Regions from separate parts of the Homo sapiens genome. Here region 1 is linked to region 2. Evidence: chromatin loops called from intact Hi-C (ENCODE). Cell type or tissue: HepG2. All regions are shown on one strand. Links, peaks and the distances in the headings refer to the core of each region. The heading gives the core; the rest is flanking DNA. Region 1 overlaps LINC02733 (long intergenic non-protein coding RNA 2733). Region 2 has its middle 35 kb from the start of FTH1.

What was found. Hi-C counts contacts between places; a loop is a spot of excess contacts. Peaks named below come from ENCODE experiments on the same cell type or tissue, not always from the same donor. Only the 100,000 strongest peaks of a DNase experiment are listed, where the experiment ranks them.
Region 1: a loop joins it to region 2, with 2.1 times the contacts of the local background. A loop is called at or near these places in 8 of 110 quality-filtered maps.

What each region holds. Positions count from the first base shown.
Region 1 is chr11:62,047,649-62,063,092 of GRCh38, forward strand. LINC02733 (long intergenic non-protein coding RNA 2733) reads right to left here. Exons shown (of 3, transcript NR_183616.1): 2 at 8,104-8,280; 3 at 2,208-4,620. Among named protein-coding and RNA genes, the nearest start is that of LINC02733, 27 kb to the right of the region's middle. In HepG2, for the core only: a CTCF peak has its summit at 7,066; a DNase peak (open chromatin) is centred at 7,043.
Region 2 is chr11:61,994,064-62,011,143 of GRCh38, forward strand. No RefSeq gene overlaps it. Among named protein-coding and RNA genes, the nearest start is that of FTH1, 35 kb to the left of the region's middle. RefSeq lists an enhancer at 6,674-7,426. In HepG2, for the core only: no CTCF peak of the experiment used is centred there; DNase peaks (open chromatin) are centred at 5,198, 6,648 and 7,898.

The sequences.
Region 1 (15,444 bases), core at 2,197-10,196, 52 kb after region 2:
ATCACCGAACTTTCTCAATCTCACCTCTTACAACTTCCCAAATACTAAATGTTAATAACTGAAGACAATGGGTGCTTGGGGCATGGAGGTTCATTATACAATTCTCTCTCCTTGTGTATGAGTCTGAATGTTTCCAAAACAGAAAATTACATGTAACAAAAGATAAAGGAATACAATATCTCAAGCTGGTCCCCTCTGCTCTGTTACTTGCAGAATCCAGACTTTCACCATCTCCCTTGCCCACTTTGGCCCCCAGCCTCCAACGAGCCCGACCAGCCACCCTTGGATTAGCAGATGTGTTTCCCTCCATGCTGACGTGGATGGTGGCAGGGTCTCCTGTTTCCAGACAATAGTTTAAACTGCCTTTAAGTGAAGGAGTTTTAAGACATGTGATGCAGTTAGGCATGTAGCCAGACATACTTTACCCCAGGCTGGGGCTCAGGGCCCAGGTTCTAGTCCCAGCAACACCTCCAACAGGGTGTTAGAATGAGCTATTTCTTCCACTTCTGTTTTGAAATACACAAAACACAAAAACACCACTAGCCCTGGGCCCAGGCTTTCACTGTCAAAGGGATTTGAAGAATTTTGTCATCATATATGAATCTCAAAACAGCCCCAGGGGAAGCAGGGCATGTTTTAAGAGGACTTCATCCAATGCTTTCTTGGTATGAACTAAGCACCTTCCCTTCCCTCCCTCTTCCTAGGGGAAGGCTGAGACATGTCTGGCTCCAGTAAATTAACGACCTCATCTCCACTGACTTATTTGTCTGAAACATGTTCAAAAAGCAAAGCAAATAGAAAAGAGGAGAAGTCTTGGAGGAAGAAGGAAAGCAGACACAGGAAATTAGGATAAATGTTTAAAGGCATGTATTTTAGCTTATTAGGATAAATGTTTAAAGGTATGTATTTTAAATTATGCATCAAGAACCAGATTCTTTGGATGACAAAGAAGTTCACAGAGGTGACCTGATCTGGCCAAAGCAATTCTTTTTTTTTTTTTTGTGGGGGTCGGGGGTAATGGAGTCTCACCCTGTTGCCCGGGCTAGAGTGCAATGGCACGATCTTGGCTCACTGCAACCTCTGCCTCCCGGGTTCAAACGATTCTCCTGCATCAGGCTCCCGAGTAGCTGGGGTTACAGGCACCCACCATCATGCCCAGCTAATTTTTGTATTTTTTTTTAGTAAAGGTGGGACTTCACCATCTTGGCCAGGCTGGTCTTGAACTGCTGACCTCCTGACCCGCCCACCTCGGCCTCCCAACATGCTGGGATTACAGGTGTGAGCCACTGCACCAGGCCAAAGTAATTCTTAATAATAATAGTAAGAGTACAAAATACTTACTGTGTATCAGGAGCAGCATAAAGAGCTTTCCTCATGGAAGCCTTACAAGGACCCTATGAGATGAATAGCACCCCCTTTATAGAGATAGGGAAACAGATCCAGAGAGTTACAAGTCCTGGAACCAGGGGTTGATCCCTGCTCTGCTGGACTCCATGGCCCATGCATGGCCCTGACTTTTCTTCCGCATGTCTTCCAGCCCCACCAGATCACTTCCCAGTTAGTGTTGGAACCGGGACAACACCTAGATCTGGCCCAGTGGTCTTTCCTAGTGTTTTCTCAAATGGTATCCAAGGGCTTCCCTGGTTCTAAAACAGAAATAAATAAATGAATGAAGCAAGGAAGGAAGGAGGTATGGAAGGGAGAAAGAGAGAGAGAAATTAAAGAGGTGCCAAAGATTCTCAGACTTTTTCTTTTCTTGCTCTTGTCGCCCAGGCTGGAGTGCAATGTCGTGATCTTGGCTCACTTCCTCCCAGGTTCAAGCAATTCTCCTGCCTCAGCCTCCCAAGTAGCTGAGTTTACAGGCATGCACCACCATGCCTGGCTAATTTTGTATTTTTTAGTGGAGACAGGGTTTCACCATGTTGGTCACGCTGGTCTCAAACTCCTGACCTCGGGTGATCCACCTGCCTCGGCCTCCCAAAGTGCTGGGATTACAGGCATGAGTCACCATGCCTGGCAATTCTCAGACTTTCAAAGCCAGTGATACCAGAGTGCTCAGTCCTTTGACCTCCACCTCCAAGCTCATATCTTCTTCCCCTCTCCCATCCTGTTCACAGCCTCACAGGACAGTGTAGCCTGCCACGATCCCTGTTGGACTGAACAAAGGGGGCTAACATGGGAATAAAAGACAAGGACATAAGAGTATATTTGGAAGAATGGGTCAGGGGGCATCTTGCCTCTAGTGGACAAGGGCCCCAAGCTTTACACAGCCCTCCGTATTTATTGGTAAAAGAGATAACAAGAAGGGGGGATGGTTGTCAGCCGGCAGTTTGATTCACAGCAAGCTTGCAAGACTGCATCCTTTGAACAATAGGTGCTAGATTTACCAGTAGATAACTTTAAGGAGCCCGGTGCCACGGAATGATGACCCTCAGCAAGCCTCCTGGCGGCAGGCGCAGTCGTGAGTTTGCTCACATCCTGCATTCATGATAAACAGTTTGCTGTTTGATCACATAGCCTCCAGTGGAATGCTGAGTTGGTCACAATCCCTTTGGCCTTTTCAGCACCCAACATCTCCCCTTTTCTGTTTATGTATTAATTGAAAGAATGTAAGGCCAGGCTGGGCAGCTCTCATTTTCCAATTGGCGGTCCATCCAATTTTACAGACTATGAACAGAAGACAGAGACAAAACCACATTATTCCAAGAACTGCATATAAGATGGTAATGTGGTGCCTTAGATAGGTCCAAGGGTTGAGGCTCTCCAGGCCTTGCTGGAATTCAGTCCAGTCTTCTAAAGAAGGCTGAAATTCTTGAGTTTGCCTATTTAAATCAAGAATTTTGTTTTGTAATTCACCAATATCAAAGGTGATGTTGGATGTGAACGCTCCCTGCAAATGGGCTTTCGCAAGGTCCCACGGATACTCACTTTGGTTATATTCTAAGTTGTTTACACAAATATGAGTGTTATTAAAATGATAACGCAATTGCTGTTGCAACTGCAAGTTTTGTACTTGTTCTCCTAACCATAGAACCATGGATTTTAACATTGCCACTTAAGCTTATAACTCAGTGTTAATTTTATTCTGAAGTAGCCACACTTGTTTGGCTGTGTGCGTCCAGTTCTCCACGTACTGAGCTGTTTGAATAGAATTATGCAAAGCTACAGAAGACATCACGACAAAAGTTATTAGTGTGACCAAGGAAACGATAGCAAAAATTATCATGCCTAAGGCTCTACAGACACAATGAGTAAGCTGAGTTAGAAGAAGTTTCACAAAATGCCAGGCAGGTGTGGCAGCCCAAGGCTCAGACAGATTAACAGGAATCCATCACCCAGGGATGCAACCTAAAATCATCAAAGTAGAGAGATTATGTGTTTGCCATGTGCTATGATGAATGCAGTTATATAACTGGCAAGATTTACAGGTTAATTCGGTATTGTTTACCTGGAACTGGTCCTTCTTAGCTGCCAAAAAGACATAAGGATTAAACACACAAACTGTAAATTGAGTGGTGATATCTTTACAAATGTAACATTAGACTGCATTGCTTACTATTGCTATTATTGGATAGTATCCTAATCCAGATGCTGCGATTCGTAAATGGGAGTGCTGCCTTCCACATCATCTCTTTAATTGGTCCTTTCCTCCCTAGATAATGCCACTGAGGAAGAGGCGGGCTAAAGCTTGCTCCGTGCCAAGCAATCTGGGTAGCAGACTGGGATTGGATCCCAGTATTGTATAAAGAAGAAGCATTAAAAGCTTGCCACCAATGCCAGCGAAGTTTGTGCCATGATTTCTGATTTTCATCTTTTCCATCTAATTGATCTTTAGGTCCCCAATCCACAATGTCTCCAGTTAACATAGATTGTTTTCTAGCCAGTGGACCAAGACACTGGGTCCATAGATGGGGGTAGGAAATACTGAATGGAACCCATTCCGTATAATCAGCACAATTAGGGTGATTGGGCCAGGAATGGTTGGTTAGCACACCAGTTACGTTAATAGAACCAAGACTTAACAGGTGCATGACTTTTTCATAGTGACTCAACCATGTTTGAGCTTGAATTTAAGACAGCTATGGCTGAGCGATGTCTTTGTGGTGATACACAAAGGAAGTCCTTCCAGTGGAGCAGTATAATTAATGACATTATTCTGAGAGTCTAACTGTTCTATGTCAGGGGGAGTCAGGAGTCCTGGAGCCCACTCTCCCTGATCATGATAAAGCTCAGGAGGAGTGTCACTCCAAAGAATAGGTCATACTACTGGGGGATTGGGAACATATGCCCAATATGTTTTTGCCTCTGCACAGGGAAAACATATCACATTGGACATTATGGCTAACATGGCCAAGAACATGGAATCAGGGGTTCTGGCCTGTCCCTGATGCTACAGTAGTTTCTCAGCTTCCTGCATGGTTTTCTTGAGTTGTCCCCAGCTTATGGGGGTTGATGTCATTGGGCTCTGGTCGGACTTCTCTCTGTCTTTGCACTCAGGCTCAGCTGGCTCACGGCTCGTACCGGAGGGACCGGGCCCATGGTTGGCCACCCTGGGCTCCTCAAGTCTCCCGTTCCATGGTCGCACACACCTTGAGGGCACCCACACGGCTTATCCATCTCCTGTAAAAACACAAGCATACCCTCGTCCCCATATTAGTAAATACACCAGACCTTTCCATTGTCCTTCTTCCGGGGATTTCTATAACACTTTCAGATAAACTTTCCTCTTTTCATCTAACAATTGCCAATGTCTTTCTTCTGGAGTCTTACCATTCATACCAGGAGTCAAAAAATTTAAGGTAAATAAGGCTAAATGTAGTTTTGATTGAGGTGGTAGTTGGCCTCCTATATCCCTTTTTTGTCTTTTCAATATGCATTGTAATGTTTGATGTGCCTGCTCTATAATGCCTTGTCCTTTAGGGTCATAAGGAATTCCTGTTTTATAGGTTATAGCCCAAAGCTGTAAGAAATTTTTAAAAGTGTGACTAGTATTAGCAGGTCCATTGTCAGTTTTTAATTGTTTAGGTATCCCCATATGAGCAAATGATGACAGACAATGTCACTGTACATGACCAGCTGTCTCACCTGTTTGGCATGTAGCATGCAGCATATGAGAATAAGTGTTTATAATTGCATGAACATAGCTAAGCTTACCAAAGGCTGCTATATGTGATTGTGTGTGTGTGTGTGTGTGTGTGTGTGTATATATATATATATATATATATATATAAAAATATATAATTGTTATACGTGACTGGCTACATTTACAACATAAGCTGAATCACAGACAACGTTGATAGGATCTGAAGCTGTGAGCTGTAAAACCTGAATGACTGCAATTAGTTCTGAGCATTGAGCTGAAACCCCAGAGGTCATTATTGTTTCCAGACTTTTTTGGAATAACAAATTCCGGTGAATTCCAGGGGCTAACTGACGTTTCTATATGTCCTGCATTCAATTGCTCTTTTACCAACAGGTGAAGTTGACCTAGCTTCTCCTGTGTTAGGGGCCATTGATCCACCCACACAGGTTTGTCACTAAGCCATTCTAATGATAAGGCAGGGGGCGGAGGAGAAATATCAATGACCCCCATCAGAAATCCTGACGTCCTAATGCTTTTCTATCTGTTTTTCCAGTTACTGATATCAGGTTAGGGTTTCCTTGTAGAAATTTCCCTAAACCTTTTCTACTCTGATATCTCATGACCTTCAACATTTTAAATTCTGGTTATCAAAGTTTTCATTTATAAGCCTCATATCCCATGCTGTAAGTAAGTCTCAACCCCATAAATTGACAGCTATATTTGCAACATAAGGCTGAAAAGTACATGACTGTCCATCTGGACCAAGACAAGGTAAAATCTCAGCATTTGTTGAACACTTTGAGCTGTTCCTACTCCCAATAGGGACATAGAAGTTAATTGCAAGGGCCAGGATGGGGGCCAATTGTCTTTAGATACTACTGACACATCAGCTCCTATATCCATAAGCCCATAAAATTTCTTTCCTTTAACTTGTATTACACAGGTGGGTCTACTAGAGGCTATGGGTTGGGATAGATAGATTTCCCATGCAGTTGTGCTCCCGAACCCTTTGTTTCCTTGCATCTCCTTTTGTGGAGAAGGGTGTAATTTGCAGGGAATAAGCAATAGCTGAGCAATATATTCTCCCAGTTCAAAAACCCAAAGATCTTGCGACATTAAAACTACTTGAATTTATCCTTCATAATCAGAGTCAATCACTCCCGGGACTACAGTGATGCCCTGTAAGTTAAGATGGCTTTTGCCTAAAATTAATCCTGTGTATCCTGTTGGTAAAGGTCGCCAAATACCAGTGGGAACTTTGATAGGTTTGTCTCCACCAACTACTGTTATTCTTTCTCTGGCAGGTAGGTCTAATCCTGCACTTCCTGGTGTTCCTGGGGTGAGGGAATCAATGTGCCTCTGGGAACCCATCCCTGAAATGGGGTTGAGGTCTGGACTGGGAATGCCCTCATTGTTTGAGGGGCCTGGGTCCAGGCCCCTGTCTCGTTTCCCGACGGGGGTGCTATTTTGATGAAATTTTGAGTGGCACTGATTAGCCCAGTGATTTTCTTTGTTACAGCGAGGACAAAGTCCTGGCATTTTTTTCCGCTGAGTGGGGCACTGCATTGTAAGGTCCTTTCTGTCCTGAGATCTGGTGGCATTCCTTTTTAAAATGTCCAGTTTTTCCATAATTATAACATTTTCCCATTTTAGAGTTTGACCCTTGGCTCCTTTTAGATTTGTCAACTGCTGAATTAGCCATTGCTTGCACTAACATTGCAGATGGATGAAGCTCAGTTCCTACATCCTGACAAGCTCAGAGAAAATTTCCCAAGTTTTTTGTACACCTCACTGGTGCCAGTGCACGTTTACAATCCGCGTTTGCATTCTCAAAAGCTAGAGTTAAGGTTAGCATTTCTGCAGCCGCAGTGTGAGGAATATGACACTTCACTGCCTCTTGTAATCTTGCAAGAAATTGCGCATAGGGCTCCTGTGACCCTTGCATGATATGTAAGAAGGATTGTGCTGGGACTCCCTCTTCAGGAATTGTGGCCCAGGTGCATTTAGCAACCTGTGCACACTGCTGATAAGCAGCCTCTGGGAGTGTCATTTGTCGTTCCAGGTCTGAATAAGGGCCATTACATAACAGCATATCCTTTATAAATATCTCCATGTCCAGCAACACGATTCTGTCTAGCCTGCTCTGCACACATTTCTTGCCAATTTAAATTCCATGTCAGATATGCACTAGTGGACAAGCAAGTTCACACCAAGTGTTTCACATCAAAGGGTAAAAGACACATAGCACTGAACACAGATTCTAGCAATCCTAAAGTGAATGGGCTCCATATGCCATTATTTACTACACTCGCTTTTAATTCCTTCAACAACTTAAACTCTAGTGGAGTGTGTTCATGAATAACCTGCTGTGGATTATTTGGATCAGGCCTTATGGAAATAGGAAAAGCATAAGGTCCTAAGGGCTCTCCAGCCATGGCAGCAGAGCATAAAATTCTTTGTATTGGGGTCTCTATTTCTGCCACTGAAGGAGGCAGTACAGACATTTCTGCAACTGGAGGAGGTGGTATAGGCCAATTTTTATCCTCCCTCTCCTGTTTCTTATTTTCAATTGGAGCTGTGGGTGGGACAACAGATTCTTTCAGATTTTTAGATTCAGCCTGCTGTCCTGCAGAATAATAAGGAGATAATGGCAGAAGCATAGTACGAACTAAACTCCAAGTGGAGAAAACAGAAGAATCAACTTTAAGACCTTTTTGATGAGCCCATTTTAATCCTTCTGCTGTTCTGTCCCAGTTTTCCACATCAAGAGTGCCTGCCTGTGAAAACCATAGGTTATGCAAAATAACCTCCTGCAGCAGCTTAGTTAGTGTCTGAGAACTAACCTGAGCCCCAAACTGTCTCAACAGAACTTTGAGAAACTGCAGATAATGTTATTCTTCAATAGGCAAATTCTGCCCCATGTTACCCTGATTGCAAAAACTTCCCGTCCAGGACTTCTTTAAAGCACTGCTTCCAATACCTCTTTAGGACACTGATCAGTACCTCTTTAGGGCACTGACCTTATATCTGCTGCTGGCAGACTCGTTCCGGGGTCCGTGTTTGCCTTGTCAATTTCAGTTCCTCTGCTCCAGCAGACCTTCTTCGCTCACATCCTTGAAGTCCTGTGTTCAGACGCCACTTGTTGTGCGCCTGATTGTGTTGCTGTTTGGGGTGCCACTTGTAGACAGCCATGATCCCTGGTGGATCAAACAAAGGGGGCAAATGCAGGAGTAAAAGATAAAGACAAAAGAGTATATTTGGAAGAATGGGTCAGGGGCACTTTGCCTCTAGTGGACAAGGGGCCCCAGCTTTACACAGCCCTCCATATTTATTGGTAAAAGAGATAACAAGAAGGAGGGGGAGTGGTTGTCCGCCGGCAGTTTGATTCACAGCAGGCTTGCAAGACTGCATCCTTGGAACAATAGGTGCTAGATTTCCCAGCAGATAACTTCAAGGAGCCCAGCGCCAGGGAGTGATGACCCTCAGCAAGCCTCCTGGAGGCAGGCACAGTCGTGAGTTCGCTCACATCCTGCATTCATGATAAACAGTTTGCTGTTTGATCATATAGCCTCCAGTGGAATGCTGAGTTGGTCATGATCCCTTTGGTCTTTTTGGCTCCCAACAGGTCAGGATGGTTGCAGGGGTCCTGTAATCATCTCTCAGTCCTTGCTAATCCATGTATAAGGTGCAGTTCCTCTGGTGTTAATGTCTAGCAAATGGACTTTGTATCTTAATATGAAGGAAAGGGAAGGTGCTATGGTCTAAATGTTTGTGTCTCCCCACCTAACCCCCAAGGTGATGGTATCAGGAGGCAGGGCCATTGGGAAGTGATTAAGTCATGAGAGCAGACTTAATGTGCTCTCATGCATGGGATAAGTGTCCTTCGAGGCCCTAAAGAGACCCCTCACTCTAGAAGATGCCGTCTGTGAACCAGAAAGCAGGCCCTCCCCAGATACCAAATCTGCAGGCACCTTGATCTTGGACTTCCCAGCCTCCAAAACTGTGAAAAAAAGAAAGAAAAAAAAAAAAATATATATATATATATATATGAGATGGGGTCTTATTCTGTCACCCAGGCTTGAGTGCAGTGGTGCGATCATAGCTCACAGCAGCCTCAACCTTTCAGGTTCAAGCAGTCCTTTCACCTCAGCCTCCCAAGTAGGTGGGACTACAATTGTGTGCCACCATGTCTGGTTAATTTTTTTAAAAAAAAATTTTTGTAGAGTCAGGGTCTCCCTGTGTTGCCCAGGCTGGTCTTGAGGCTCAAGGTCCTGGGCTCAAGCCATCCTCCAATCTCGGCCTCTCAAACTGCTGGGATTATAGGTGTGAGCCACCATGCCCTGCCAGAAATAAATTTGTATTGTTTACAAGCCACCCAGTCTATGGTGTTTTGTTATGGTAGTCTGAACAGACTAAGAAGGTCAAGGGAAAATGACCTTCTCATGAATACTCCCTAAGGAAAGAAGCTATTGACCTGCTTACTGAAGTTTTGCTGACATTGACTGCTTGCAGGGTGCTGTCCTTAGTGCTTTATTTAATCCTCACCGTTCCCCTGAGAGTAGGGCCTATCATTTCTAATTTTAGAGATGAAGAAACCAAGGCTCATAGAGGTTGACGGAGGTATTTTATACCATACAACCAGTAATCATGGAGGGGCCATCTGAACCCATGTATTTGATCATTTTATTAAAATACCTCAAAAAAAAACTCTCCTCTTTCTTAAGGAAACAAGCCCATATAAATTTAGTGGAGGGGAAAAATAAATGTAGCAGTAGTGAGAGGTCACTGAACTGTAGCCCTGAGGCTACATTTTGATCTGGGACCTCATATGTAGATCTGAGACCCCATGGAGTGCCCCCTGCTTGTAAGTTTCATGAAGTCAGGGATTGTATCATCCCAAATCCACTGCCCAGAAGGCATGTAGTCATCCTCCAGGAGCCTGGCCCTCTGGAGTGGTACTTCCCAGCTGGCTGCAGAGAAGGCTCAAGCGTGGACACCTGGCAGTGGCCACTGGCTACCAGTCCTGGCTTTGCTTAAATTCCCCATCTGTCTTTGCAGTACATTGTTTTCACTGTTGTTTTTGAGACGGACTCTTACTCTGTCACCCAGGCTGGAGTGCAGTGGTGTGACCTCGGCTCACTGCAACCTCTGCCTCCCAGATTCAAGTGATTCTCGTGTCTCAGCCTCCCAAGTAGCTGTGACTACAGTTACGCACCACCATGTCCAGCTAATTTTTGTATTTTTAGTAGAGACGGGGGTCACCATGTTGTCCAGGCTGGTCCCCAACTCCTGACCTCAAGTGATCCACCCGCCTCGGCCTTCCAAAGTACTGGGATTACAGGTGTGAGCCACTGCACCCGGCCCTGTTTTATTCTTTATCTCAGTGAGGCCATGGTCAAGTTGCTGAAACTCCATATACTTCAGTTTCCTCCTCTGTAAAGTGGGGATAAGAGGAATTTAATAAGGATTATATGAGATAATGCATGTAAAGCATTTGTCTTAGCACGGTGTGGGCGACACGTGCTCCAGAGTCTCGCTGCCATTGCTCCACCTGCACTGGGCCTGCTTCAGTCCCTGAGCCTCTGTCAGGACACATGGGGCCGGCACAGAGAGGTGCATTTCACTATCCCAACTCTGAGATGCAGCCGCTGCTGGGTCTGATCCGGCCTCGAGGCATCTGCTCTCCCACCTCTGCCCTGTCTTTCTCTCATCCCCCCGCCCTGCTGAGCTTGGTCCTTGAGCCCACTCAGAGTGGCTGCTATCACTGTTTGCCTCCCCCACTTGGACCTGGGTCTCATCCAGGCTCTGACCCAGCTGCCAATTGGTGGGAAATCAGAAAGTGAAGCCTGTGTTGAACCGAACCGCGAGGGTGCGACCGGCCAAATCCAGATTGTGGGAAACTGCAGGTCAACAGTTTCTGGAGAATCTGTTATTGGGCTCTGCCCTAGAGAAACTGTAGGGAAGGAACAGATCCTCCAGAAATTAAAGAGGCCAAACAGTCATCTCCAGTTAAACAATGAGCAAGACTACAGAGTTTAGTGATGTACACCTGTGTGGCCAGACTATCAAAAACTCAAGTTTGTGATTCTCATAAAAGTCAGGACAGGGAGCCAGGCGCGGTGGCTCAGGCCTGTAATCCCAGCACTTTGGGAGGCTGAGGCAGGCAGATCACGAGGTCAGGAGTTCGAGACCATCCTGGCCAACATGGTGAAACCCCGTGTCTACTAAAAATACACAAATTAGCTGTGCGTGGTGGCACGTGCCTGTAATCCCAGCTACTCGGGAGGCTGAGGCAGGATAATCACCTGAACCAGGGTGTCAGAGGTTGCAGTGAGCCAAGATCGCACCACTGCACTCGAGCCTTGTGAAAGAGCGAGACTCCGTTTCCAAAAAAAAAAAAAAAAAATGTCAGGACAGGACTGGTGTTGGTGGGGAAGGTTTTTGGTTGGAAATTGGAAAGTTCTATTTTTAGACCTGGGTAGTGGTTACAAAAGTATTCACCTTATAATAATGTATTAAGGCCATATATTTGTTCAGTGTGGGTTTTACCTGTGTGGTTTCTTTTTTTTTTAAGTGTATATTATTTGTGTATGTGTGTAGTACTTGTGGTTTGTTTTCCTGTCTTTGAGACAGAGTCTCTGTCACCCAGGCTGGAGTGCAGTGGCGCTATCTCAGCCTACTGCAACCTCCGCCTCCTGGATTCAAGCGATTTTCGTGCCTCAGCCTCCCAAGTAACTGGGACTACAGGTGTGCACCACTACTCCTAATTTTTTTTTTTTTCGTATTTTTAGTAGAGATGGGGTTTCACCATGTTGGCCAAACTGGTCTTGAACTCCTGACCTCAAGTGATCCGCCCCCCTCAGCCTCCCAAAGTGCTAGAATTACAGGCGTGAGCCACCGTGCCCGACCTGTACTGTGGCTTTTATTTGACAATAAAACAGTTCTTTAAAATGTACCCTGGGGGCAGAGCTGGGCATAGTGGTCCTTGCCTGTAATCCCAGCACTTCGAGAGGCCAAGGTGGGAGGATTGCTTGAGCTCATGAATTTGAGACCAGCCTGGGCAACATGGCAAGACCCCGTCTCTACAAAAAAAATTTAAAAATTAGCCGAGTGTGGTGGTGCGTGCCTGTAGTCCCAGCTACTCGGGATACCGAGTCAGGAGGATTGCTTGAGCCCAGGAGGTTGAGGCTGCAGTGAGCCATGATGGCACCACTGCAATCCAGCCTGGGTGACAGAACAAGACTGTGTCTTTTAAAAAAAGAAAAGAAAGGGCCGGGCGTTGTGGCTCACGCCTGTAATCCCAGCACTTTGGGAGGCCAAGGTGGGTGGATCGCTTGAGGTCAGGAGATCGAGACCAGCCTGGCCAACGTGGTGAAACCCAGTCTCTACTAAAAATACAAAAATTAACCAGGTATGGTGGTGGGTGCCTGCAATCCCAGCTACTCAGGAGGCTGAGGCAGGAGAATTGCTTGAACCTGGGAGGCAGAGGTTGCAGTAAGCCGAGATTGTGCCATTGCACTCTAGCCTGTGCAACAAGAGCGAAACGCCATCTTGAAAAGAAGAGAAAAATATCCCTTGGGTCTAGTCCCAGTGCTGCCACACAAAGGCCACCTCTCTTTCTGCTCTCCCATCCTGCCTTTGTCACAATTCTGACCCGTTTAGAACCTAACCTAAGTCAAGGCCTGGACAGAGTTATTCTAAAGCAAAGTGACTGAGTGTATGTGTGTGTGTGTGTGTGTGTGTGTCTCCAAGTGTACATATTTCCTTTTTACTTCTGAGATTATACCTTCTGGGACAGGTGGAAACCTTTCTTTTTCAAGTCCTTCATCTTCAGTGGCTACTTACCATCCCCATAGCTGGAGTTTAAGGAAATCTATCCCTAAAGAAGGGGTCCAACCTCAGTCTTAACTTTTTTTTTTTTTTGAGACAGAGTTTCACTATTGTTGCCCAGGCTGGAGTGCAATGACACGATCTCCACTCACCACAACCTCCGCCTCCCGTGTTCAAGCAATTCCTCCTGCCTCAGCCTCCCAAGTAGCTGGGATTACAGGTGTGCGCCACCACGCCTGGCTAATTTTGTATTTTTAGTAGAGACGGGGTTTCTCCATGTTGGTCAGCCTGGTCGTAAACTCCCAACCTCAGGTGATCCGCCCACCTCAGCCTCCCAAAGTGCTGAGATTACAGGTGTGAGCCACCGCGCCCAGCCATCTCTCTTTATTTGAGATGGAGTCTCACTGTGTCTCCAAGGCTGGAGTGCAGTGGTGCAATCTTGGCTCACTGCAACCTTCGCCTCCCGGGTTCAAGTGATTCTTGTGCCTCAGTCTCCCAAGTACCTGGGATTACAGGCATGCACCACCACACTCGGCTCCTTTTTTTTTTTTTTTTTTTTTGAGACAGGGTCTCTCTGTTGCTCAGGCTGGAGAGCAGTGGGGCAATCATAGCTCACTGTAACCTTGAACTCCTGGGCTCAAGCGATCCTCCTGCCTTGGCCTCCCAAAGTGCTGGGATTACAGGCATAAGACACCACGCCTGGCTAATTTTTGTATTTTCAGTAGAGAGGGGGGTTTTCGTATGTTTGCCAGGCTGGTCTTGAACTCCTGACCTCAGGTGATCCGCCTGCCTTGACCTCCCAAAGTGCTGGGATTACAGGTGTGAGCCACTGCACCTGGTCTTATTAACTCTCTAGAAGGCCTTAGCAGCCCCAATTTGCTTGCTGAACAGATCTTCCTTGCATGAGTTGGATAAAACTTCTCTCCAAAATTTCATGTATGCACTTTTTACCTGATGAGCAGGTAAGCTTTACATTTTTATCCCACGAGCGCCACCTTCCTATCTCTCTTTGCTATTTTTCTCTCTTTATCTGCACTGCTTGCTTCACATTTACTCCTTTCTGCATTTGGAAAGAGAAGAGGGAAAATGCATTTTAAAAAAAGAGGCGAGAAATGGAAACTAGAGAGGCCTCCCACTGGCCTCCCCCTATGGTGGCGTCCACTTAGCCACTTGGCCTCCGCCGTTCTGCTGCAGAAAAGTCAGTCTGTGTCTACGCTCATCCTGAAAACAGGCAGAGGTAGGAGCAAGGAGGCCTCCCACTGCCTTCTCTGGGGAGGGATCCTAAGTCCCGCGGAACATTTATAGAGTCCCTGCTCTCCAACAAGGCAAGAACCTTGTTGCAAAGGAGCACAAAGATCCCCAGAGAAGCCTGTGCAGGAAAGATAAAATGGAAAAACCCACAGTCAAAAAAGAAAGAAAAACAGCTGTGGCATTCCGAAAAGACAAGCGTCCACTGTTCTCTAATGTGGCTGGTTTTCCTAACTCCTCACATACTGATTCCCTCTTCATTGGATGTCCCCAAGGCCAGAGCACAGTCTGATTTGTCCAGAGCCACTTTGTGAGTGGAAAAAAAAACCAACTGATTTTCCTCTGCTCTCACACTACACAATAAAGACAGAAGACTTCTGTGACCAAATGTGTGGGTTTTTTTCCCCACATGCCAAGCAATCAATCAATTTTGCCATGGACACCAGCTGAGCGTCCTCCAGTTTAATTCTGACACCACCTACCCAGAAATAGCATCAGATCTCCCAGGTTTAGAGCTCAGTGCCTCAGGACTGCCCCCCTCGCTTTAGACACCAGTTGCATCTCAAGATGCGTGATGCAATTAGGCGCATAGCCAGACATACTTTACCCCAGGCTGGGGCTCAGGGCCCAGGTTCTAGTCCCAGCAATGCCTCCAACAGGGTGTGAGAATGAGCTATTTCCTCTACTTCTGTTTGTACCAATGAAATACACAAAAACACCACTAGCCCTGGGCCCAGGCTTTCACTGTCAAAGGGATTTGAAGAATTTTGTCATCATATTTGAACCTCAAAACAGTCCCAGGAGAAGCAGGCCATGTTTTAAGATGATGTCATCCATTGCTTTCTTGGTATGAACTAAGCACCTTGCCCTCCCTCCCTCTTCCTAGGGGAAGGCTTAGACATTTCTGGCTCCAGTCAATTAACAACCTCATCTTGACTGACTTATTGAAAGAATTAAGTAGCTGGGATTACAGGCATGTACCACCATGCCCAGCTAATTTTGTATTTTTTAGAGAAGACTGGGTTTCACCATGTTGGTCATGCTGGTCTTGAACTCCTGACCTCAGGTGATCTACCCGTCTTGGCCTCCCAAAGTGCTGGGATTACAGGCATGAATCACCATGCCCGGCAACCATCACAGGTCATGATGGTTGCAGGGGTCCTGTAATCATCTCTCAGTCCTTGCTGATCCATGTGTAAGGTGCAGTTCCTCTGGTGTTAATGCCTAGCAAATGGACTTTGTATCTTAATATGAAGGAAAGGGAAGGTGCTATGGTCTAAATG
Region 2 (17,080 bases), core at 3,573-11,572:
GTGTTTTTGCTACCAACCCATTCAACCCATTACACAGTTAGGAGCATTTACTTCATTTTGCTTTCAATTTTTAGAATTGCTTTTAAAAGTTTAATTTAGTTTTATAATTATGTAAAATATGTGCATGGTCAAAGTCAAATGTGTAAAATAAGATATATTTAAAAGGATCTAGGCTGGGAATGGTGGCTCATGCCTGTAGTCCCAGCACTTTGGGAGGCTGAAGTGGGGAGGATCACTTGAGCTCAGGAGTTCAAGACCAGCCTGGGCAATGTAGCAAGACCCCATCTGTACAACAATTAAAAATTTTGTATTAAAAAAAGCTAAATGTGGTGGTGCATGCCTGTTGTCCTAGCTACATGGGAGGCTGAGGTGGAAGGACCGCTTAAGCCCAGGATTTTAAGGCTGCAGTGAGCTATTACGATGCTACTGCATGGGTGACAGAGCAAGACCCTGTCTCAAAAATAAATAAATAAATAAATAAATAAGTGGATCTTGTGTCTATTCTCCCCCCACTGTATTCTTTCTTTCTGTTAAACTATCAATGTTTGGTATTTAATTATAAGAAAGTATTTACTTTTATTTTTTTAAGACAGAGTCTCGCTCTGTCGCCAGGCTGGAGTGCGGTGGCGTGATCTCAGCTCACTGCAACCTCTGCCTCCCGGGTTCAAGCGATTTTCCTGCCTCAGCCTCCCGAGGAGCTGGGACTACAGACTGCGTGCCACCACGCCTGGCTAATTTTTTATATTTTTAGTAGAGATGGGTTTCACCGTGTTAGCTAGACTGGTCTCGATCTCCTGACCTCATGATCTCCCTGTCTCAGCCTCCCAAAGTGCAGGGATTACAGGTGTGAGCCACCGTGTCCGGCCCTGTATTTACGTATTTTTGTTTATATCTTTCCTTCTTAGAGAAACAGATCCTAAGATGTCCTTAGGATCACACTATATTAGTTTGTAGAGATCTTCCTTGTTCTTTTTGTGGCTGCAAAGTACCCCATTGTGTAGATGTGCTATTGTTTATTTCTCAAAGTCCTTATTGATGGATTTTTGGCTTTTTCCCATGCTTTGGTTTTTACAAACAGAGCTGCAATAAACAGCATATCTCTGTGTCTTTTTGTATTGTTTGCAGTGTATCGTTAGTATAGATTCCTAGATGTGGGATTGCAGGATCAAAGGGCAAATGCGCTCATAATTTTGCTAGCTATTACCAAATTCTCTTCTACAGTGACCGTACCATTTTGCATTCCCACCAGGAATATGTGAGAATGTTGGTTTTCTCACAGTTTGGAAAAGAGAGTATAGAGTATTAAGCTTTTGGATTTTGGCCAATCTGATCAACAAGAAATAGTTACTTGGGGCAATTTGTGTTTCTTTTACTGTAAGCAAGGTTGAGTGTCTTTCCGTATAGTTTTGAAATATTTGCCTTTCTTTTTCTGTAAACTGTTTGTATTTTTAGGGCATTTTTCTTTCAGGTTGTTGGCCTTTTTAATCTATATTAGGAGCTCTTCATATACTAAGAATATTGGCCCTTTGTCCGTGATGTAGGTTGTAAGGTTGTTGTTTTTTGTTAAACCAGTCTATCATTTGTCTTTTTAATTTCGCATATGTTTAAAATTTTCATTTAATTTTTTTTCCATACAGAACTTTAATTCCTTGAGACTTGTTCATCTTTTCCCCTTATTGTTTCTAGGTGTTGAGTCAGAATTAGGAAATTTTTCCTCACTCCCAAATTATAAGAGAATTGGTCCATGTTTTCTGTTAGACTTGTATGGTTTCATCTTTACATTTAAATCTCCAACCCCGCCGGGCACAGTGGCTCACACCTGTAATCCCAGCACTTTGGGAGGCCAAGGCGGGCAGATCACTTGAGGTCAGGAGTTCAAGACCAGCCTGGCCAACATGGTGAAACCCTGTCTCTACTAAAAATACAAAAATTAGCCGAGTGTGATGGCAGGCACCTGTAATCCCAGCTACTCGGGAGGCTAAGGTAGGAGAATTGCTTGAACCTGGGATGCAGAGGTTGCAGTGAGCCCAGATTGCACCACAGCACTCCAACCTGGGTGACAGAGTGAGACTTCGTCGCTAAATAAATAAATAAATAAATAAATCTCCAACCCCTTTGGAATGCACTGTGGTCCACAGCATGAGGAGTGCTTCCAGCTGGTTCTGAGTCCACAAGGCTCTCCTGCTATCCTGACACCAGCTATGAAGTCACCCATTCTTTCTGTTTTTTTTATTTATTTATTTATTTATTTATTTATTTATTTATTTATTGTTTTGAGTCAGAGTCTCACTCTGTCACTCAGGTTGGAGTGCAATGGCACAATCTCTGGCTCAATACAACCTCTGCCTCCCGGGTTCAAGCAATTCTCCTGCCTCAGCCTCCCGAGTAGCTGGGATTACAGGCGCCTGCCACCATGCCCGGCTATTTTTTGTGTTTTTAGTAGAGACAGGGTTTCACCATATTGGCCAGGCTGGTCTCAAACTCCTGACCTCGTGATCTGCCCACCTCGGCCTCCCAAAATGCTGGGATTACAGGCTTGAGCCACCGCGCCCAGCCCATCTTTCTGTTTTTTTTTGAGACGGAGTCTTGCTCTGTCGCCCAGGCTGGAGTGTAATGGCACAATCTCGGCTCACTGCAACCTCCACCTCTCAGATTCAAGGGATTCTCCTGCCTCAGCCTCCCGAGTAGCTGGGATTACAGGTGCATGCCACCAGGCCCAGCTAATTTTTGTATTTTTAGTAGAGGTGGGGTTTCACCATGTTGGCCAGGCTGGTCTCGAACTCCTGACCTCAGGTGATCCACCCGCCTCAGCCTCCCAAAGTGCTGGGATTACAGGCATAAGCCATTGTGCCCTACCAAAGTCACCCATTCTTTCCCATGACTTGGGATGCTGTCTGTATCAGACATCAGCTTTCCATAGGCCATGGGAGCAATTTCTGGATTTTATGCTGTGTTCTTCAGAAGGATCGCTTCATTTTATTCATCCCTCCCTGCCAATGTCCTCCCAGCTTCTCCAGGATAGTAGGGTGTCAGGCAGAGCATCTGTAGCGGGAGGCGCTGTGGGGCTGGCTCTAGGGCTGCGGAAGGCTTTCACCTGACAACAAAGCCCTTTGTTCCAGGCTCAGAGATCAAGCTTTGGAGGCAAATGGTCTTGAGAGGGAGATCTGCCAATCCCTACTAAGCCACACTTTGCAGATAGAGAGGCATTTCTGGAGAATGACCTTCAGAGAAGAAGAGTGGGCATTGGAGGGGCCTCTGGCAGGAGGAGACCCCTATTCTGTCCCTGGGGAAAGGATGGATAGGACCAAACATTCTACATTTAGAACCAGTGCTGGGGCCTGCAGGGAATCAAATCCTGGCTAATGATGGCCCTTGAGGGATGACTAATCTTCATAAGCAAGACAGAACCATCATCTATGCAGCTACCTACCCATCCACTCGTCTTAATATTAAGATGATATATTAAGATGATATAATATTTATATTAATATAAATATTCACTTAATATTTAATTCACTCCATAGCAAGCACAATGCTCTGTGCTGTGGGGGAGAGAGTCAGCACTCTGTTCCTGCCCCTTGTTTAGGGAGATGAGAGCAGAAGCTCCGTGGGTCTACAAGATAAAAATACCATAAAAAGGCTGGGCACAGTGGCTCACACCTGTAATCCCAGCACTTTGGGAGGCCGAGGTGGGCGGATCACGAGGTCAGGAGATCAAGACCATGCTGGCTAATATGGTGAAACCCCGTCTCTACTAAAAATACAAAAAAATTAACCGGGTATGGTGGTGGGCACCTGTAGTCCCAGCTACTCGGGAGGCTGAGGCAGGAGAATGGTGTGAACCTGGGAGGTGGAGCTTGCTGTGAGCCAAGATCGCGCCACTGCACTCCAGCCTGGGCGACAGAGCGAGACTCCGTCTCAAAAAAAAAAAAAAATCATAAAAAGAGGCATGGCCTTGTTTTCTGAGCAATGTTCAACACATGTGTTCTTTTCTTTTGAGACAGGGACTCACTTTGTCACCCAGGCTGGAGTGCAGTGGCACGATCTTGGCTCACTGCAACCTCTGCTTCCCAGGCTCAAGTGATCCTCCTGTCTCAGCCCCCCAAGTAGCTGGGACTACAGGCACATACCACCGTACCAAGCTAATTTTTGATTTTTTGTCTTTTTTGGTTTTTTTTTTGTTTGTTTGTTTGTTTGTTTTGTAGAGACACGGTTTTGCCATGTTGCCCAGGTTGGTCTCAAACTTCCGGAGCTCAAGCAATCCACCTGCCTCGGCCTTCCAAAGTCCTGGGATTACAGGTGTGAGCCACCATGCCCGGCGATTACATCTGCTTAAGTAAATCATTGGTCCCATGTCTCAACTCTGCTGGCTAGAAATACAAATTCTAGGAGGAGAAGAAGGCCAGGGGAATAGAATGACGAGGAAAAATCTTTAATGACATGCTGAGCTGTCATGTTATAAAGAAACAAAAAAATACTTTCTGGGAGACAGGCTTGAAGTGGAGACAGAGAGACGTCATTTCCAGCCTAGGGGCTCTAGGGTGAATTTGTCAAATTGATTTTTGGTGGGTTGTTTTGGGGCAGATTGCTTTTCAATAAATTGTCTGCCTGCAGCACGGTATGAAAGGTATGAAAGGTGTCCTTTGGAAGGGTCGCGGCTCCCACTTCCCTCCAGCACTTTTAAGACATAGTGGGCCAGGCACAGTGGCTCATGCCTGTAATCCCAGCTATCCAGGAGGCTGAGTCAAGAGAATCACTTGAAACCAGGAGGCAGAGGTTGCAGTGAGCTGAGATGGCACCACTGCACTCCAGCCTGGGTGACAGAGTGAGACCCTGTCTCAGAAAAAAAAAAGAAAAAAAAAAAAGAAAAGAAAAGAAATGAAAAATGGATGTGGAAAGTAAAATTCCTCTTCAAAGTTTCCCTTCTTGTTAAAGAATAAATAATAAATGTTAGAAATAATAGTTTATTTTAAAGACTAACTTCCTCCAAAGCCTTCTTGCTTTTTGCTAATAACTCTTTGTTAAGCCCTATCCTACGTAGCTGTTAGATATAAGGGAATAAGTATATTCTATGTCCTTGTACTTTAACCAAGATATTTGTTCTGGGCATGCTCAGGCATGTCCCAGCTCACAGCCTTTGCCCCTTCCTTATTTGGAAATGTTGTTACTTCTCTAAGTCCTTTCGCAAGCCTCTTTTCCTTTTGTTCTCCATTACCTTTACCTATTTAGGAAAGTCTTAAATTGTTAGCCAGCTGGGTTTAACTTAGACTGTGAGGTCCAGCTCCAACCAATGGAGATAGGACACAGCAGTAAGGACCCAGTGCATAGGGGATAAATATTCCTGTCTTTCTTTGTTCAGTGTGGTCTCGTGGCAAGATTGCTGACAAGCAGCACCTTTTCTGCAGTAAGTAAAATTGCCTTGCTGTGAAAACTTTTTGTCTGAATGCTGATTTCTCCTTGCGGCACCAAGGAACAAGCATTTTGTTTCTAACAATGGATAAATGTTGGAGAAGATGGATATGCTAATTACCCTGATCTGATCACTAGAAATTGTATATATTGAAATATCACTATGTACCCCACTGATATGTACAATTATGTGTCATTTAAAAAATAAAATAAATAGCTGGATGCAGTGGCTCATGTCTGTAAGCCCAACATTTTGGGAAGCCAAGGCGGGAGGATCGCTGGAGCCCAGGAGTTCTGAGACCAGCGTGGGCAACATAGGGAGAGGTCTTGTCTACTAAAACAAACAAACAAAAAAACTAGCTGGGCCCAGTGGTGTGCACCTGTAGTGTCAGCTACTCAGGAGGCTGAAGTGGGAGGATTGCTGGAGCTGGGGAGTTCGAAGTTGCCATAATCATACCACTGCACTCCAGCCTGGGTGACAGAGTAAGACCCTGTCTCTAAAAAAATTAAAAAATAGGCTGGGTGCAGTGGCTCACGTCTGTAATCCCAGCACTTTGGGAGGCCGAGGCAGGTGGATTACAAGGACCAGCCTGGCCCACATGGTGAAACCCCATCTCTATTAAAAATACAAAAATTAGCTGGGCATGGTGGCAGGCACCTGTAATCCCAGCTACTCAGGAAGCTGAGGCAGGAGAATCACTTGAGCCCGGGATGCGGACGTTGCAGTGAGCTGAGATCACACCATTGCACTCCAGTCTGAGCCACAGAGCAAGAGTCCGTCTCAAAAAAAAAAAAAAAATTAGCCAGGCGTGGTGGCAGGCACCTGTGGTCCCCGCTACTTGGGAGGCTGAGGCAGGAGAATGACTTGAACCCGGGAGGCAGAGGTTGCAGTGAGCCGAGATCGCACTACTGCACTCCAGCCTGGGTGATGGGGCAAGACTCTGTCTCAAATAAATAAATAAATAAATAAAATAATAAATAATAAAAATTAAAAAATAGAATAAAATAAAGGCAGACCCTAAAGGCCCAGAGTAGGGTAGGGCCATAGGCAGTGAAGCCCACCTCCTCTCTGGATGTGCATCTGCTTGAGGTCATTCCTGCTCTGCTCACCTCCTGGCGTCCCTGTGAGGATGGACGGATATGAAGACCCTGTAACCTGTTGAGTGTCCCGACAATAACATCATTGATCGTTTGCCTAGATTTTGCAACCCCTGCCCCCACTGCTAAACCACAGTTTATTGCTTAGCAGCTCTGACCTTATACCTCCTTATCTCTCTGAGGTGGCCTTGAAGCCCAAGTGTCACAGAGTCAAACATGGTTAAAGAGTAAAAGTGGCTTTAGAAATCATGATGTCTGGGAATTCTCAGCAGCTGGAGCTGCCCCCACTCTGCCTCTGTTGAGACTTTCATGGGAAGCCGGGGTTTTTAGGGGAGCATGTCCTGACCCTCGGCTGTGTACAGAAGGAAGAATTACCTGGGTGGTTTGACCAAGTCCAGGCTGCCCCCAGCCCAGGACTCCTCTACATGCAGGACCAGGCTGGCGATGTTCACCAGCTCTCCCGGACCGCCCACCTGGGCCAGGAGAACCAGAGGCTCAGTCCAGGTGGGGTTGGGGGACTCACCATGATGTGGCCCCTTCCTCTGCTGGTCCATAGCAGAATGGGACCCTTCTTTCTGCCTGTTCCTTAACCCATTGCTACCTGTCCTGGGGAGTAACATCCACAGCCTCTGAGTGCCCCCGCTATGACGCAGCCTGCTCCCACTCTGCTCATCGTCTTCGGATCCAGTGTCTGCTTCTTGGGCCTTTGTGCCACGTGGCATGCTTCCTACCTCCTCTCCGTCCTGGTCCCCTCCCCAGCCTTGCTCTCCTGCCTGCCGAAGTGGCGCCCGGTGCAGAGAAAAGACAGGCCCCGCCCGAGGTAGACTTGGGCGCGCTTTGTGTTGCTTACGGTGGCTGGTGGCAAAGTGCTGCCCCAGGGCCTTTAGAAAGACCCTAAGGAGAAACCGTCAAGAAGCCCCAGGAAGTGACGAAATCAGGAACACCCTCACCCTGGGATCTGGGAGGGGGTTGAGTGATTTTTCCTCCCCCTGCATGTCATTATCATGATTATTTTCCTAGAGAAAACCACACCTGTCGATTGGATCTCCCAGTCCTGGTGTGGGGGGTTAACTCAGGAGGGTCAGCTGGAGGAAACAATGAGAGGGGTGAATAGAGGGGTGAGGGCTCGAAGTTCCTAAGCTCGTCTTGCCTACCCCTGAGACCCCTCAGCGTCTTTCTGGTCAATTAAGTAAAAGAAGCTGTCCTGAGCTCAGTGGGTGGCCTAGCAGTGTGGGAGCAGGCCTCTTAGTCCGCAGTTCAAGGGCCTGGCTTTGGGGCTGCACGGAGCCTTGGCAGGGAGCCCACTGCAAGGTTAATCTGTACCTTCTCTGGCTCCACATCTGCTGGAAGAAGAGAGCAAAACCTTTGTTCCCTCTGCTGGAAGAGGAGTTTGGAGCCTATCTTGCCAAAAAAGACTGTGTTTGTAAGTATTCAGTAGATTTGTGTGTACGAAGAGAAGTCAGCAGAAGCATTTTCACCCAGAGAAGAAATTTCATCACCCTCATCCTTGGCGCATGGGAGTCAGGCAGTCTGTACAGCGAGTGATGGGAATGTCTGACTCCATGAGGCACTGAAGAGAAAACAGAAGGCTGTGTTCTCTCCTCGTGAAAGCTAAGGGTCCCTGCTGACAGTGTAGCTTGCCATCGACGGCTCTGCTTAGTCAAAATGACGCTCCATGTGTTCATTTATTTTTTGAGACAGGGTCTCGCTCTGTTGCTCAGGCTGGAGTGCAGTGGCACGATCTCAGCTCACTGCAACCTCTGCCTCCTGGGTTCAAGCGATTCTCCTGCTTCAACCTCCCAAGTAGCTGGGAAAATAGGCATGCACCACCACTCCCGGCTAATTTCTGTAGTTTTGGTAGAGACAGGGTTTCACCATATTGGCCAGGCTGGTCTTGAACTCCTGACCTCAAGGGATCCACCCGCCTCAGCCTCCCAAAGTGTTGAGATTACAGGCGTGAGCCACCATGCTTGGCCAACGCTCCATGTAAATGTGTATACACTTTATGCAGACAGGAAAGATTTCCTGCTTCCATGAGCATCCCCGCGAGTAACCAGATGAGAGGGATAACAATCCAAGAGATTTTCCAGAGTGCTCCCTGGACCTCCAGATTCCGGCATTTTCGATGCCCCTCAGGACTTCCATATTCGCTGTTCTCTCTGCCCGGATGCTCTTCCCTTAATCTCTCCTGGGCTGGCCTCTTCTCAGAATGGAGGGCTCAGCTGGAGAGTCAGCTCCTAGCAGCCTTCCCTGACCCCTCCGCAAAGGAGTTCATCTCCCCAAGACTCAGTCCCTCTCTATGCCATTACTGGTTTTGCTTTCTTGTAGTTAACACTATTTCCGTGGAATATACTGACCCTTTCCAGCCTCCACTGACTATAGTGTGAACTTTCTGAGAGTCATTGGGCCTTACTGTCATCATCACTGCCGTATCCCAGTACCTAGAAGGGTGTCTGGCACCTGGGGATGTTCAGTCATTATCTATTGGATGGGTGGATGGTACTTGGGTTTGGATGGAGTGAGGAAGAAGATGACTTGGAGAGACAAGTTGAGCCAAGAGGACGAGTTGGCCTTTTCTTTCTTCAGCTTTCCTCTTCACATATGCCCCTGAGGGGAGATCGCTGGAGAAAGAGGCAGCCCACTGTCCCTGTCCCTGGAAACACCTTCACCAACAATGGGCTGATATTCTCCCTACGCTGGGCCAGGCAGATGGAGTCTCCTTCAGCCGAGATGTTTCTGGGGCAGAAGATGCACCTCTGCCACCATCCTTTACTTAAACCGGAAGACTCCCAGCCCCTGTGAACAAGTCCGTCGGAAGTTCTCTGTCTGCATGGGGCTAGAACCCAGGGAACCCCAGGCTGGAAAAAGTGGGTGGGCCCACATGGCTTGCAGAACTTTAAAAGTAAGTGACACAGGTGGGAACAGGCTGAAGGAGCTAGGTTTCTGTTTTTTTTGTTTTGTTTTGTTTTGTTTGAGATAGTCTCGCTCTTGTCATACAGGCTGGAGTGCAGTGGCGCGATCTTGGCTCACTGCAACCTCTGCTTCCCGGGATCAAGCAATTCTCTTGCCTCAGCCTCCCAAGTAGCTGGGATTACATGTGCCTGCCACCCTACCCAGCTAATTTTTTGTATTTTTAGTAGAGATGGGGTTTCACCATGTTGGCCAGGGTGGTCTCGAACTCCTGACCTCAGGTGATCCACCTGCCTCGGCCTCCCAAAGTGCTGGGATTACAGGCGCGAGCCACTGCGCCTCGCCTTCTTTTTTTTTTTTTTGGATGGAGTCTTGCTCTTGTCGCCCAGGCTGGAGTGCAGTGGAGCAATTTCGGCTCACTGCAACCTCCACCTTCCGGGTTCAAGCTATTCTCCTGCCTCAGCCTCCTGCGTAGCTGTGATTACAGGTGCCTGCCACCACGCCCAGCTAATTTTTGTATTTTTAGTAGAGACGGGGTTTCACCATGTTGGCCAGGCTGGTCTCGAACTCCTGACCTCAGGTGATCCACCCTCCTCAGCCTCCCAAAGTGCTGGGATTACAGGTGTGAGCCACCGTGACCTGCCAGGGTACAAATTTTCTTTTTTTTTTTTTTTTAGACGGAGTCTCGCTCTGTCGCCCAGGCTGGAGTGCAGTGGCACGATCTCGGCTCACTGCAACCTCTGCCCCTCCAGGTTTAAGCAATTCTCTGCCTCAGCCTCTGGAGTAGCTGGGATTACAGGCATGCGCCACCACGCCTGGATAATTTTTTTGTATTTTTAGTAGAGACGGGGTTTCACCATCTTGGCCAGGCTGGTCTTGAACTCCTGACCTCGTGATCCACCCGCCTTGGCCTCCCAAAGTGCTGGGATTACAGGCGTGTGCCACTGCGCCTGGCCATGGATACATATTTTCTAACTCATTCTCCTGGTTTCAGCGTTTTGTGTTTTTGGGTGTTAGGCTTGCTAGAATTGTAACCTTTGCCTTCCTGGAACAGAAAGCTCCAACTTTGTGTGTAATTTTACTGAAGTGGACCCACTCCTCAGAAAACAAAAAGAGAAAAACCCCAGGGGAATTAGGATACACACATATTGCAAAAGCCTCTGTGGTCAAGTGTGCGGGATTTCCAGAGGAAATGAAAGTCAGGACCAGCAAGAATATCAGACCAGCTGGCCAGAGCCCACCTCCATGGCTAGTCTTGCCCTGCAGCCAAGAACAAGCTTACTTCCTCTGAGTCAGCTCATAAGCCCTCCTTGGACCACAACCCTGGGCTGCATGTCAGTGCCACTGCCATGGTGGGTCCCCTGAGAGTCTAGGAGGCCTTAGAAAGATTCCGAGGCCTGGCCATGCATGGATTTTGCTCTTAAAAAATGTCTCTCAGCTGGGCGCAGTGGCTCACACCTGTAATCCCAGCACTTTGGGAGGCCAAGGCAGGCAGATCACAAGGCCAGGAGATCGAGACCAGCCTGGCGAACGTGGTGAAACCCTATCTCTACTAAAAATACAAAAATTAGCTGGGCATGGTGGTAGCATGTGCCTGTAGTCCCAGCCACTCGGGAGGTTGAGGCAGGAGAATCGCTTGAACCTGGGAAGCGGAGGTTACAGTGAGCCGAGATCGTGCCACTGCACTCCAGCCTGGCAACAGAGCGAGACTCCGTCTCAAAACAAACAAACAAAAAAATGTCTCTCTCCTCTCTTTCAAATGAGCAGCTGCCCGAGAACCCACAGGAATGGATGGAAGGATAGAAAAAGGCAGAAAAGACACCCGCGGGACACTTTGGAAGCCAGTGCCATCTCTCTGTTCTCTAACAGTGCTAAGAAAGGATGGGCCTGTGGGTAATCATTCTGATCAAAAGCCAAGGCAGCAGCTGGACTGTGCCTCCAAACTGTTCTGGAGGAAGAAAATATGCAAAGAAAGATGTTATTCAGGGCTGCAAGCAGCCTCCCTCTTCTGCTCAATCTCCCTCTTTCTCTCTGAAATTCTTCCCACCCACGGGTGCCAGCTTTTTCTGTCCCATGATGTCGGGGGTTGGGACGGGGGATGGGAGAACTGACTGCCTGACTCCACCTGACCAGCTGCCTGCAATCTGTAGGTCGTGGAGTATAGGAGATCCAGACTGTTCCCCAGACACCAACTGCCAGCCTTTAAGTGTCCTCCATTTGCTACCACCCAGGGGACCAAGGGTTTTTCTCTCCCACAAACCATATAATTGGACTCACAGCCTTTTTCTTTTAGGAGAGCTTACTGAGGGGTTGATAGGAAGGGCACTGACAAGATGGGGGGCTACCAGCTTCCCCAGGGGAAGTGACTCCTAGGCCAAGACTTTACAGCGTGAATTTGTGTTTCTCTGACTTGGACAGTTGGTTAAGATTAAAAAGGAGAAGCCATTTTTCAGCGTGTGGATGGCCACCTCCCCAGAAGAGTTTCTCTTCTGGGAATAAAATAGGAACCAAGGGGCTTGATGCAGTGGCTCACGCCTGTAATCCCAGCACTTTGGGAGGCTGAGGCAGGTGGATCACCTGAGGTCAGGAGTTCAAGGCAAGCCTGGCCAATATGGTGAAACCCCGTCTCTACTAAAAATACAAAAAATTGGCCGGGCACAGTGGCTCACGCCTGTAATGCCAGCCCTTCGGAAGGCCGAGGCGGGTGGTTCACGAGGTCAGGAGATCGAGACCATCCTGGCTAACATGGTGAAGCCCCGTCTCTATTAAAAACACAAAAAATTAGCTGGGCATGGTGGTGGGCGCCTATAGTCCCAGTTACTTGGGAGGCTGAGGCAGAGGAATGGTGTGAACCCGGGAGGCGGAGCTTGCAGTGAGCAGAGATCTCACCACTGCACTCCAACCTGGGCAACAAAGCAAGACTGGGTCTCAAAAAAAAAAAAAATTAGGCGGCTGTGATGGCACGCACCCATAGTCCCAGCTACTTGGGAGGCTGAGGCAGGAGAACTGCTTGAACCCGGGAGATGGAGGTTGCAGTGAGTCGAGATCGTGCCACTGCTCTCCAGCCTGGGCGACGAGCGAGACTTCGTCTCCAAAGAAAAAGGAACCAAGGTCATACCAATGTTCAAAGTTCAGATAAGGCTGAATGTGGTGCTTATGCCTATACTCCCAGCTGCTTGGGAGGCTGAGGTAAAGGGATCGCTTGATCCCGGGAGACTGAGTCTACAGTGAGCTGCAATCATGCCACTGCCCTCCAGCTTGGGCAACAGAATGAGACCCAGTCTCAAAAAAAAAAAAAATTTAGATAAGATATTTTGACTGAAAATCTATCATGAACCCCAAATATTCTGCCCAGGCCAATGTAGTCCAGGGAGAAGAGTGTTTTGCTTTATTAAATTTGTTTCTCTAAAGAGTTGGACCTGTGTTCATTTGCCTCTTTCTCCAATGCCTTAGAAATTAATGGTGTAGATCAATGAGGTACAACTTAGAGTCTAGAAATAAACCTATACACGTAAGGTCAATTAACTTTCAAAAAGGGTGCCACAGGCCAGGCACGGTGACTCACGCCTGTCATCCCAGCACTTTGGGAGACTGAGAAGGGTGGATCACCTGAGATCAGGAGTTTGAGACCAGCCTGGCCAACATGGTGAAAGCCCATCTCTACTAAAAATACAAAAATTATTCGGTGTGGTGGCAGGTGCCTGTAATTCCAGCTACTTGGGAGGCTGAGCAGGAGAATCATTTGAACCCGAGAGGTGGAGTCTGCAGTGAGCCGAGAATGCGCCACTGCACCCCAGCCTGGGTGACAGAGCGAGATTTCATCTAAAAAAAAAAAAAAAGTTGGAGGGGCCACAGTCATTCAATAAATGGAGCTGGAACAGGCTGGAACAACTGGATATCCATGTTCAAAAGAAAGAAGTTGGACCCTTACCTCATACTATGTACAAAATTTACTCAAAATGGATCAAATATCTAAATGTAAGAGCTAAAAACTACCAAACTCATAGAAGAAAACATAGGGCTAAGTCTTCATGACCTTGGATTTGGCTATGGATTCTTAGATATGACACCAAAAGCACAAGCAAGTAACAAAAGAAAAAGTGGACTTCATTGGTATCTAAAACTTTTGTGCATCAAAGACCACTATCATGAAAGTGAAGCAATAACCCAAAAATGGGAAAAATATTTGCAAGTCATATATCTGATAAGAGTCTAGGATCCAGAATACGTAAAGAACTGTTAGAACTCAACAATTCAAAAAACAAACAAACAAATGAGCAAAGGACTTGATTGTACATTTCTCCGCAAAAGATCTGCAAATGGTCAATAAACATGGTCCTCAACATCATCAGTCATTAGGGAAATGCAAATAAAAATCACAATGAGGGCTGGATGTGGCGGCTCATGCCTGTAATCCCAGCACATTGGGAGGCTGAGGTGGGCAGGTCACAAGGTCAAAAGATCCAGACCATTCTGGCCAACATGGTGAAACCCCGTCTCTACTAAAAATACAAAAATTAGCTGGGCGTTGTGGCACGCACCTGTAGTCTCAGCTACTCGGGAGGCTGAGGCAGGAGAATCACTTGAATCCAGGAGGCAGAGGTTGCAGTGAGCCGAGATCGTGCCACTCCAGACTGACAACAGAGCAAGACCCCGTCTTGAAAAAAAAAAAAAAAAACCACAATGAGATACCACTCCCTACCCACTAGGATGGCTATAACTAAAAACACTGAAAATAACAAGTGTTGGTGAGGATGTGGAGAAATTGGAAACTTCATACATTGCTGGTAAAATGGTACAGCTATTGTAGAAAACTTTTTGGCAGTCTTCGAACACTTAACTGTGGAATTACCATATGACCCAGCAATTTCACTCTTAGGTATATACCCAAAAGAAGTGAAAACAGAAACTGGTACTTGAATGTTCATAGTAGCATTATGTGTAATACCCAAAGGTTTGAAGCAACCCAAATGCCCATCAACTGGTGATTGGGTAAACAAAATATGCTATATTTATTCATTTCATGGAGTTTTCTTCAACCATAAAATAATGAAGTATTGATAGATGCTACCACATGGATGAATCTTGGAAACTATGCAAGATGCCAGACACAACAGCCCACATATCATATGATTCCATTTATATGAAATGTCCAGGCTGGGCGCAGTGGCTCACACCTGTAATCCGAGTGCTTTGGGAGGCCGAAGCGGGTGGATCAGGAGGTCAGAAGATCGAGACCATCCTGGCTAACACGGTGAAACCCCGTCTCTACTAAAAATACAAAAAATTAGCTGGGTGTGGTGGTGGGCACCTGTAGTCCCAGCTACTTGGGAGGCTGAGGCAGGAGAATGGCGTGAACCCGGGAGGCAGAGCTTGCGGTGAGCCGAGATCACACCACTGCACTCCAGCTGGGGTGACAGTGCGAGACTCTGTCTCAAAAAAAAAAGAAAAAAAAAAAAGAAATGTCCAGAATAGGCAAATCCATAGAGACAGCAGAGTAGTGGTTGCTGGGGAACTGGAGAGAAGGGACAATGGCAGTCACTGCTTAATGGGTATGGAGTTTCCTTTTGGGGAGATAAAAATGTTCTGGAATGAGATGGTGGTGATGGTTGCACAACATTTTGAATGTATAAATTTTACACTTTAAAATGAATTCTACACTTTGGTTAAAATGGTAAAAAAATTTTTTTTTTTTTTTTGAGTCGGAGTCTCGCTCTGTCACCCAGGCTGGAGTGCAGTGGTGTGATCTCGGCTCACTGCAAGCTCCACCCCCCAGGTTCACACCATTCTCCTGCCTCAGCCTCCCGAGTAGCTGGGACCACAGGCGCCCACCACCACGCCTGGCTAATGTTTTTGTATTTTTACTAGAGACGGGGTTTCACCATGTTAGCCAGGATGGTCTTGATCTCCTGACCTCGTGATCTGCCCGCCTCGGCCTCCCAAAGTGCTGGGATTACAGGCGTGAACCACTGCGCCCGGCCAAAATGGTAAATTTTATGGGATGTGAATTTTGCCTCAATATAAAAGAAAAAGTTGGTTGGCTGTGGTGGCTCACACTTGTAATCTCAGCACTTTGGGAGGCCAAGGCAAGAGGATTGTGTGAGTCCAGGAATTTGAGACCAGCCTGGGCAACACAGCTAGACATCGTCTCTATAAATAATAAAACATTAGCCGGGCGCGGTGGCTCACGCCTGTAATCCCAGCACTTTGGGGAGGCTGAAGTGGGTGGATCACCTGAGGCCAGGAGTTCAAGACCAGCCTGGCCAACATAGCAAAACCCCATTTCTACTAAAAATACAAAAATTAGCCAGGCATGGTGGCAGGTGCCTGTCATCCCAGCTACTTGGGAGGCTGAGGCAGGAGAATCACTTGAACTCAGGAGTCAGAGGTTGCAGTGAGCCGAGATCATGCCACTGCACTCCAGCCTGGGCAACACAGCAAGACTCCATCTCAAAAAAAAAAAAAAAACGTTTTGGGCCGGGTGCGGTGGCTCATGCCTGTAATCCCAGCACTTTGGGAGGCCTAGGCAGGTGGATCACTAGGTCAGGAGATCAAGACCATCCTGGCTAACATGGTGAAACCCCGTCTCTACTAAATGTACAAAAAATTAGCCGGGCATGATGGCAGGTGCCTGTAGTCTCAGCTACTTGGGAGGCTGAGGCAGGAGAATGGTGTGAACCCGGGAGACGGAGCTTGCAGTGAGCAGAGATCGCGCCACTGCACTCCAGCCTGGGCAACAGAACGAGACTCTGTCTCAAAAAAAAAAAAAAAAAAAAAAATTAGCTGGGTGTGGTGGTGCATGCCTGAAGTCCCAGCTACTCAGGAATCTGAGGTGGGAGGATTGCTTGAGCCCAGGAGGTTGAGACTGCAGTGAGCTATACTGGTGCCACTGCCCTCCAGCCTGGGCAACAGAGTGAGACCCCATCTCTAAAAAAATTAAAAACATGGCCGGGCAAGGTGGCTCACGCCTACCAGCACTTTGGGAGGCTGAAGCAGGCGGATCCCTTGAGGTCAGGAGTTCCAGACCAGCCTGGCCAACATGGCGAAACCCCGTCTCTACTAAAAATACAAAAATTAGCCAGGCGTGGTGGCAGGCACCTGTAATCCCAGCTACTTGGGAGGCTGAGGCAGGAGAATCGCTTGAACCCGGGAGGCAGAGGTTGCAGTGAGCCGAGATCACACCATTGCACTCCAGCCTGGGTGGCAAGAACAAGACTCTGTCTCAAAAAATAAAAATAATAATAATAATCATAATAATAATTAATTTTAAAAAGTAAAAAACAAACAAAACAAACAAAAGACAGAAAAAAAAAAAGAGCCTCAGATCTAACCCCTGCGCTCGTGGCTTATTTGTGGAACAGTAGTGGAATGGATTCTCACAGTGGTTAGGACTCTAGCTTGGAGAGAACACCAGTGAGGATCTACTTGTCTTCTGTTAGAGAGAAACTGTCAGGAAGCTAGGGAGGATTAGCCTTGTGTTACATTTGTTCCCAAGTCTAGTTGCTCAAAACCAGGATTCCTAGAGCTGGTCAGTTGTGGCAAGTACTTTTGTTTGGTTAAACCCAAATCAGTCCCAAAACCTTTCTTCCTGTCCTCCACTCACTGTAAAGGATGGGATGGCCGGATATGTCCTGGCTTTGTCTTTGTCAGGGAGGACTTTAGA